Regions from separate parts of the Homo sapiens genome. Here regions 1 and 3 are each linked to region 2. Evidence: chromatin loops called from intact Hi-C (ENCODE). Cell type or tissue: PC-9. All regions are shown on one strand.

The links. A loop is a pair of places that touch in the nucleus more often than their neighbours do. Peaks named below come from ENCODE experiments on the same cell type or tissue, not always from the same donor. Only the 100,000 strongest peaks of a DNase experiment are listed, where the experiment ranks them.
Region 1: a loop joins it to region 2, with 3 times the contacts of the local background. A loop is called at or near these places in 9 of 110 quality-filtered maps.
Region 3: a loop joins it to region 2, with 6 times the contacts of the local background. A loop is called at or near these places in 8 of 110 quality-filtered maps.

Annotation. Positions count from the first base shown.
Region 1 is chr2:26,695,578-26,698,077 of GRCh38, forward strand. All of the region lies in intron 1 of KCNK3 (potassium two pore domain channel subfamily K member 3), which reads left to right. Among named protein-coding and RNA genes, the nearest start is that of KCNK3, 4.1 kb to the left of the region's middle. RefSeq lists an enhancer at 1,480-1,981. In PC-9, no CTCF peak of the experiment used is centred here; a DNase peak (open chromatin) is centred at 1,004; H3K27ac peaks cover 1,530 bases.
Region 2 is chr2:26,604,218-26,606,717 of GRCh38, forward strand. The region is part of intron 3 of CIB4 (calcium and integrin binding family member 4); the gene reads right to left. Among named protein-coding and RNA genes, the nearest start is that of CIB4, 36 kb to the right of the region's middle. In PC-9, a CTCF peak has its summit at 1,456 (motif pointing right); a DNase peak (open chromatin) is centred at 1,394; H3K27ac peaks cover 450 bases.
Region 3 is chr2:26,670,127-26,672,626 of GRCh38, forward strand. No RefSeq gene overlaps it. Among named protein-coding and RNA genes, the nearest start is that of KCNK3, 21 kb to the right of the region's middle. RefSeq lists an enhancer at 1-192 and silencers at 1,832-2,021, 2,275-2,500. In PC-9, no CTCF peak of the experiment used is centred here; a DNase peak (open chromatin) is centred at 1,025.

The DNA.
Region 1 (2,500 bases), 91 kb after region 2:
ACTGTACTCAACCTCCATGTGGGCAGGTCCTGCAGTTCCTGTCTCTGTGCTCCAAGTGCCAGCATAGTACCCAGAGGCTGTGAGCACACACAGAATGCTATTGATGGGTTTAAGGTGTGCAGAAATGAAAGGGTAGCATCCTTCCCTCTTCCTCTGCCGTTTCCCAAAGTGCTTGCAGTCCTCACCAAGAGAGACGCTAAAAGCCATGGGGGGAGAGGCAGACAGAGTGCGGTTCTGGTGATTATTTATTTATAAAGTGCTGGGCAAGAGGAAAGACAACATCAGACCACCCCCCTGGTTCTGTGGGGGCCCCTCCCTCCCTGCCCCACCTGACCATCCTGGCTTTGTGTTGCCTTCCACTGTGGCTATGCCACCTTGCTGGAAGCTGTCCACAGGGGCTCTGCTCTAAGAAAAACCTATTTGGGCTGTGATCAGATGGTAGAAAGGGGCCTTAGTTAGGCTGATAATGGCCCCAAACCCAAGGGCAGCAGCCTGTGTTCACCTGACCCCTTTGAAAACATGAATGAGTCTCATTCTGAGATACCGGGTGTCCCATTGGGATGGAATAATGACAGCACTTCCCATCATTTGCTACCTTAGTGATCACAATGCACTTGCATCTCTTGTCATGATTCTCAGTCTTCATGACTTGGTGAAGTTGCTGGGCAGGTATTGTTAGCTCTGCTGCATGGATGAAGGCGTGAAGGCTCAGGGAAGGGAAGCGGCTCCCCCAGTCACCCAGCTGGTAAGCAGCAGAGTCAGAGTGGGAAGCTGGGTCTTCTGACTCCAAGCCCAGTGCTCTTTCCCTGCTGGTCTTTTGGCTGCTTCCTTTGACTCCATATGCTATGAAGCTCAGACCCAGCCAGGCCTGACACAGCCAAGCCGTGCTTAGTGATGCCAGCTCACAGGGTGCTCATGGGCAGCCCTGATTGGTTGGAGGTCAGCAGGTTCTTTCTTAGTCATTCACCTGGTTAGTCACCGTCTCCACTGGCTGGAAGGATTCCTCCAGCTCCCTATCCCTGGTCTCCCAGCCAGGAAACCCTTCCTTTGCTGGTGCCCTAAGTTCACCCAACAGTAATAGAAAGTCATTTCTTAGGAAGTCTTAACCACTTTAGCTGTTGAGTCATTAAACTCCTCCAGGGCCCAAGCCTCATCTATTCATAGCTCAGAGGCTGTCAGAGCAGGAAGGGGCTTCGGAGATCAGCTGGTACCACCCCCTGCTCTGACAGATAAGGAGTCAGAGAGGTGACAGAAATCACACAGTCAGAGGGTAGCAAAAACCTAACCCCCAGTCCCCTACTCCTTCTACTTGTTCAGGATACTTATTTATTATTTTTATTAACAACAGCAGCAGCAACAACAATAACAATGGCAACCACCATTTATTATTTACTTTGTGGCAGGCTCTATACTAGACGCTTCATTTGTACCCCCTTATTTAATTCTCTCACCAACCTCTCTAGATAGGCATTATTACCCCCATTTTTCAGCTGAGGAACCTGAGGCTCTGAGGGTAGATGACTCCCCCATGGCCTCAGGCCTCGGAAGCATGGCACTTGCCCAGATTCAATTGGACCTCTCTGACTCTCCTGCCCTGAATTTTTCACGAATTCTTTCTCCATTTCAAGAGCCCATTCCATGCTGGGTGCAGTGGCTGACACCGGTAATCCCAGCACTTTGGGAGGCGGAGGCAGAAGTAGACAGATCGCTTGAGGCCAGGAGGTCCAGACCAGCCCGGACAACATGGCAAAACCCAGTCTCTACTAAAAATACAAAAATTAGCCAGGCATGGTGGTTCATGCCTGTAGTCCCAGCTACTCAGGAGGCTGAGGCATGAGAATCACTTGAACGCAGAAGGCAGAGGCTGCAGTGAGCCGAGATCGCACCATTGCACTCCAGCCTAGGGCACCTAGAAGCCAAGGCTTGCCTTTTCCCCAGCAAAGCCCTCCCCAGAAGCAGGGGGCTTCCTGCTCGAGCACACTCCAGTCAGGCCTGCTGCTTGCCACACCCTGGCCCCTGACCAAACCAGACGACTTGTCACAGCTGTGCCCAGCACCCGCCATGGGCACCTGCCATGGGCTCGCAGGTGCCCATTCTCCCACTGCAGGTCCTGGGAATCTTTTTGGCTCTAAGGCAACAACAAAGAGACCAGGTGATTGATTCGCTGATGGGGCTGGGGCAGAAAACCTTCTGTTCCGCTCTTTCCCCAGCTTCCAGCCTGTGCTCAGCTGAGCACCACCTCCCGTCACCCACCACATGGCCTGAGAACCCTTAGACTGTGAACTCAAGCAGGTGATTCATGAGGAAACCTATACTTTTTACATCTTTTCAAGAAGGAGAGTACAGATGTGACCTGCCACCCCCAAAATCCCAGAGGTCCTAAAATAAGAGAAGGAGACATTAGCAATCTTCCAAACACCCAGAGAGGTGAGCGGCTTGTCCACACTCACACAGGGAGTTGAGAGTATGACCCTGACTAGAAGCCAGGCCTTCCAGTGCC
Region 2 (2,500 bases):
AAAAATAAAAAAATTACCTGGGCATGGTGGTGCACGCCTGCAGTCCCAGCCACCTGGGAGGCTGAGGCAAGAAGATTGCTTGAGCTCAGGAGAACGAAGCTGCAGTGAGCTATGATCATGCCACTGCACTCCAGCCTGGGTGACAGAGCAAGACCCTGTTTAAAAAATATAAATAAAAAGAAGAAGAAAAATCTTTCTCCAGAGGCAGGAAACACACAGGTAGAGAGGAACAAAGATAAAAATGACACTAGGTCTCTTATCAGAAACTAAGCAAGCCAGAAGACAATGGAGCGATATATTTTACTCTCTGAGAGAAAGAAAAAAGTCTCTTATTCTACTCTTCTATACCCAGCAAAAATACCTTTCCAATCTGAAGACAAAATACTCTTTTTTTCCCCCAGACAAACAAAACCTGGGTGAATGCATCAGCAGTAAACCAGAGCTACAAAAAATATAAAAGGAAGTCCTTCTGACAGAAGGAAAATTCCAGAAGGAAGCCTGTTTCTGCACAAAGGAATGAAGAATATTAGAAATCATAAGTAGGTGAGTAAACATAAAGGGTTTTTCCCCTCATTTTGAATCCTTTTCAAGAAGACAAATTCACAATTATAGTTGGAGAGTTTAACATCCAATGATTGATAGAACAAGTAGGACCTCTAAAAATCATTAAGGATATGAAAGACTTAAAAAGACTACCAATCAACGGGACCCAATTGATATTTTACAGAACACGCCACCCCACACAGCAGAATATACATTTTTTTCCAAGTGTACTTAGAATATTTACCAAGATAGACCATATTCAGGGTTATAAAACCAATCTCAATGAATTTAAGAGGATTTAAAGCATACAGAAAATGTTATTTGAACACAACAAAATTAAATTAGAAATCAATAATAAAAAGATTCTTGAAAACCCTCAAAGTCAAAGAAATCATGAATAATTAGAAATTATTTTGAACTAAGTGAAAATGAAAACATAACATATGAAAATTTGTGGTATTCAGTGAAAGCAATGTATACATGGAAATTAATAGCATTAAATGCTTGAATTTTTTAAAAAAAGAAAGGTTTTTAATGTTTGTTCAAGTAAAAAAAAAAATGTCCTTCACCCCTTGTTGGCAGTCAGTCACCGGGGGAAAGTGTATCAGCTGGTGGATGGTGGAACCCATTCCACCCTGTGCTCCTGGGCTACCTGCAAGTGGCTGCCCGGAGGAAATGGAAGAGCTTATCACCACCCACGGTGACTTGGACGCCACAGGTAGATGAAGTTGCTGGACTCACCTGCGAACAGGGGAGTGGACGCCCTTTCAGGGAAGGCTCTTCTTCCTTCATCTCACTGCCTAGGAGGAATTCCTAGTTCTGGGTCTGAACCAGGATTCACCCTTCAGCACTAGAGTATCTCTACCAGAAGGTGGCAGTGTTGGGTCAGCATCATTCAGTCAGTTCACAGACCCAACAAGTGAGCACCTACTGTGTGCAGGCTGTGACGACCTTGCAGGCAGGTGGCAGGGACGATATTATCACTTCATTTTGCAAATGCAGGGTCGATATTATCACTTCATTTTACAAAGAGAGGAAACAGCTCAAGCCCAAAGAAGGAAAGCAACTAGCCAAACGAAGGTCAGGACTCAAATTCTGAATTCAAATGCCCAACTACAGTGCTACTTTTGACTCCATCGAGCATTTAATTAACTGTTTCCCAAGAAAATGTTTCAAAATCACACTCCCACCTACCATGCAGGCGGGGTTTGAGGAATCGCCATGAGTCCCATGACCCTGCCAGCCCGCAGTTACTCAGAGAACAGGCCAAGGGCAGGGGGGAGGCGCGGGGGAGGGCGAATGATGTGGCTTCTTCCTTTGGGAATGAAGACACAAAGCTCATCGTCTGAACTTCAAGTCCTTGCCGCAAATGCATCAGGGTGAGGTACTGAGCAACAGACACTGCGCTGAGTCCTGGGGCCCCCCAAAATGATGCAGACGCTGCCACTGCACTCCAAGAAACTCAGCCTAGGCACTTACAGATGTTTCTTCAGAACCAGACAGCGTGGGGAAGTATCTCAATCAAGCGCACGCAAAGTGCTATGACAAGAGCTAGGACAGGACAGTGAGGCTGGGAGGCAGGACGGACAAAGGGCTCGGAAGGAGAAACCAGGAAGAAGACAGAGGGGAGCAAAGCCGAGGCCAAATCCAGAAGGGAGGGAGATGTGGTGGAGGATTCAGGGAAAAGCTGTTCAGGGGAATGAGAAAAGAGGCAGGGCCAGAGGACTCCCCCCTCCTCCCGCGCCCCTCAAGCTGTCTCTTTCCCTTCCAGGGAATAAAAATGTGAAGGAGGAGAAGGCAGCAGTGGGGTTTAACTTGGACTCTGAAACCCCTCAGAGACTCTAGCTGGTTGGTATGACCCTCCCCAGGTAGAAAGAACCCTGAAATTTTCATTTCTGGGGCGCTGGGGTCCAGGGAGCATGGAGGGTGAGAAATTTATTTAGGTGAATGCACTTCC
Region 3 (2,500 bases), 66 kb after region 2:
TGAAAGTATAGCATCATGTCAAGTAGTGGTAAGTGATTGCAAAACAGTAAAGTGGGTGTCTCAGGTTGGGCTCCCCAGAAGCAGCCCCTGAGATGAGGATTTGCTTAGGAAGTGCTCACAGGGGCCGCTGGTAAGGGACTGGGGAGGAAGGGCAGGGGGAGTGAGGAGGCCCACTAGGCATTCGGCCTGAAGTCGAGCCCCAAGAGGAGGCTTCAGCCTGATCTCACAGGAAACACTGGCATGGTCCCAGCCTTCCACACCCCCACATCCTTAGTCACTGGTTAGAGGGCACCCAGGGATGTAAATTTCCAGGCTGTTCTGGTGCCTGCAGGGAAAGCAGGCTCCAGTAGCCCAAGGATGGGTCTCTAGAGAAGGTGGGAGAAGGGAAGGAAGGAGGAAGGAAGAAAGGAGGGAAGGAGGGAGAGAGGGAGAGAGGAAGGGAGGGAGGGAAGGAAGGAAGGAAGGAAGGAAGGAAGGAAGGAAGGAAGGAAGGAAGGAAGGAAGGAAGGAGCTAGAAGCTTCTTCCTAGAAGCTCAGTAGCCCTTGCTCTTGTCTCTGCTGAGGGTAACGGGGGGCTGCCTGTGCTCATGGGGAGAGGCTGAACTTTTAAATCAGAAGGCGCAGGTTTGAAGCCTGGTTCCCTTGCTTCCTGGCTGTGAGAGCCTTGGATGCACCACTTAGCCACTCCTAACCTGAGGGAGGGAGGGAAGGAGGGAGGAAGGAAGGAAGGAAGGAAGGAAGGAGGGAAGGGAGGAGGGAAGGAAGGAGAGAAGAAGGGAAGGCAGGGGAGGGAGGGAGGGAGAGAGGGAGAGAGGAAGATGAGCAGGGTCATGGGGATTCTGGAGCTGGATTCAGCCCCGGCCCATGAATCCCAGTGCTCTGTTGCCCACAGAGGCCCATGGATGAGCCTGTAGGAAGATCTAGCTCTTCAGGGTTTGCTGGTTGACAAAATGTCAGTGACTTACATTTACAAATGCTTTGGCATGCCCAAGACAGTTTCATATAACTTGATGAACTGGAAGAGCAGGTAGCGTTATTTTTATACCTTCTCTCCTCAGGGTGGACAAGCGGTGGTTGCCCCAGTAGCCATCCTATCCCCTCCCACTGGGCAGCAGCCATGCCCTGCAAATAGGACAGTCCCACCCCAGTGCACGGGTCTAAAGGCAGTTTGATCCAGTGAGAGAGATGCAGATGGGGAATCCAGAGATCTGGGATCCAAAGTCCAGCTTGGCCATAGCTGGCTGAGTGACCTTGGGCTTGTCCATTCCCCTCTCTGGGCAACAGTTTCCTTGTTGGTCACATGAGGGGCTTGCGTCACTGACAGGTGATCTGTAACATTCTTCCTGGCATTGGGATGCTCTTATTTCTGAGACTCTAAATTGCCTGGCCTGTGAGAGGGCAGCTGAGGGCTGTGGACAGAGTCTAAGGTGAAGAGTACAAAGATCCTGGTTCAGACTTGGGCCCCACTTAGTACCTCTGTGCCCCTCAGAGCTTCATCGTCCTCATCTACAGGATGAAGAAAAGTCATTCTTGCCCAAATTACTTTCCTAAGTGAATAAAGGAATAAAAGATGATAAAGCTGCAGAAAATGTAAAATGTTTACTCTTATTAATCATTTGTGAGCATCTGCTGAATCGGGGCATTGTGGTGAGAACCTTACACACTTTATCTAAGCTCATTACTGAGACCTGGAGGTAAGAACTATCCCCAGGGTTGTGCAGGGAAATGCTTAGCAGCCAGCCCGCCGGGGAGGAAGGTCCCGATTTGTAGTGTTTGCCCATTTCTGTGGTGTCAATGCTTCCACTTTAGCCCTTTCCAAGCTAAGCGGCCTCATGTTACTTAATGCAGAGCTGGGGAGAAATGCATACAATTGACTTTCTGGAGTGGAAGAGTCAGCTCCAGTGCATCACTGACTGTATCCACTTTATTGATAAGAAAGCAGATTGAGAAACATGTCCAAATTCACAGTCAATACTAGCAGAGTCAGGATTGAAACCCAAGCCTGACTGCCTGGAAGCTCAGTGGTCCCTGCTCTTCTCTCTGCTGAGGGTAACGAGGTGTACTGTGCTCATGGAGAGAGGCTGAACTTTTAAATCAGAAGGCGCAAGTTTGAAGCCTGGCTCCCTTGTTTCCTGGCTGTGAGAGCCTTGGATGCACCACTTAGCCACTCCTAACCTGAGGCCTCAGTTTTCTCATCTGTTAAATGGGAGAGAGTGAGTGCCCAGCACACACAGTTTCTCCGTGACTCCAGTGAATGTGGCCGTGCTTTGTAACAGAGAAACTCACTTTGTAAGCAACAGCACCTGGCGCCTCACCAGTGGTGAGGAGCTGCTCACCCAGGGAGCCTGTCTGCTATGAGGACGCTGCTTCCAGCAGGACTTGGGGCCCCCAGCCCACCTCCCTGTGCCCAAGGATCTATAGCCGAAGGCCGGTAGAAACATCTCGGAGCTCCTGTTCCAGCCCCACCATGGAGCTCCCCTCCCTCGGTTCCCAACCCCTA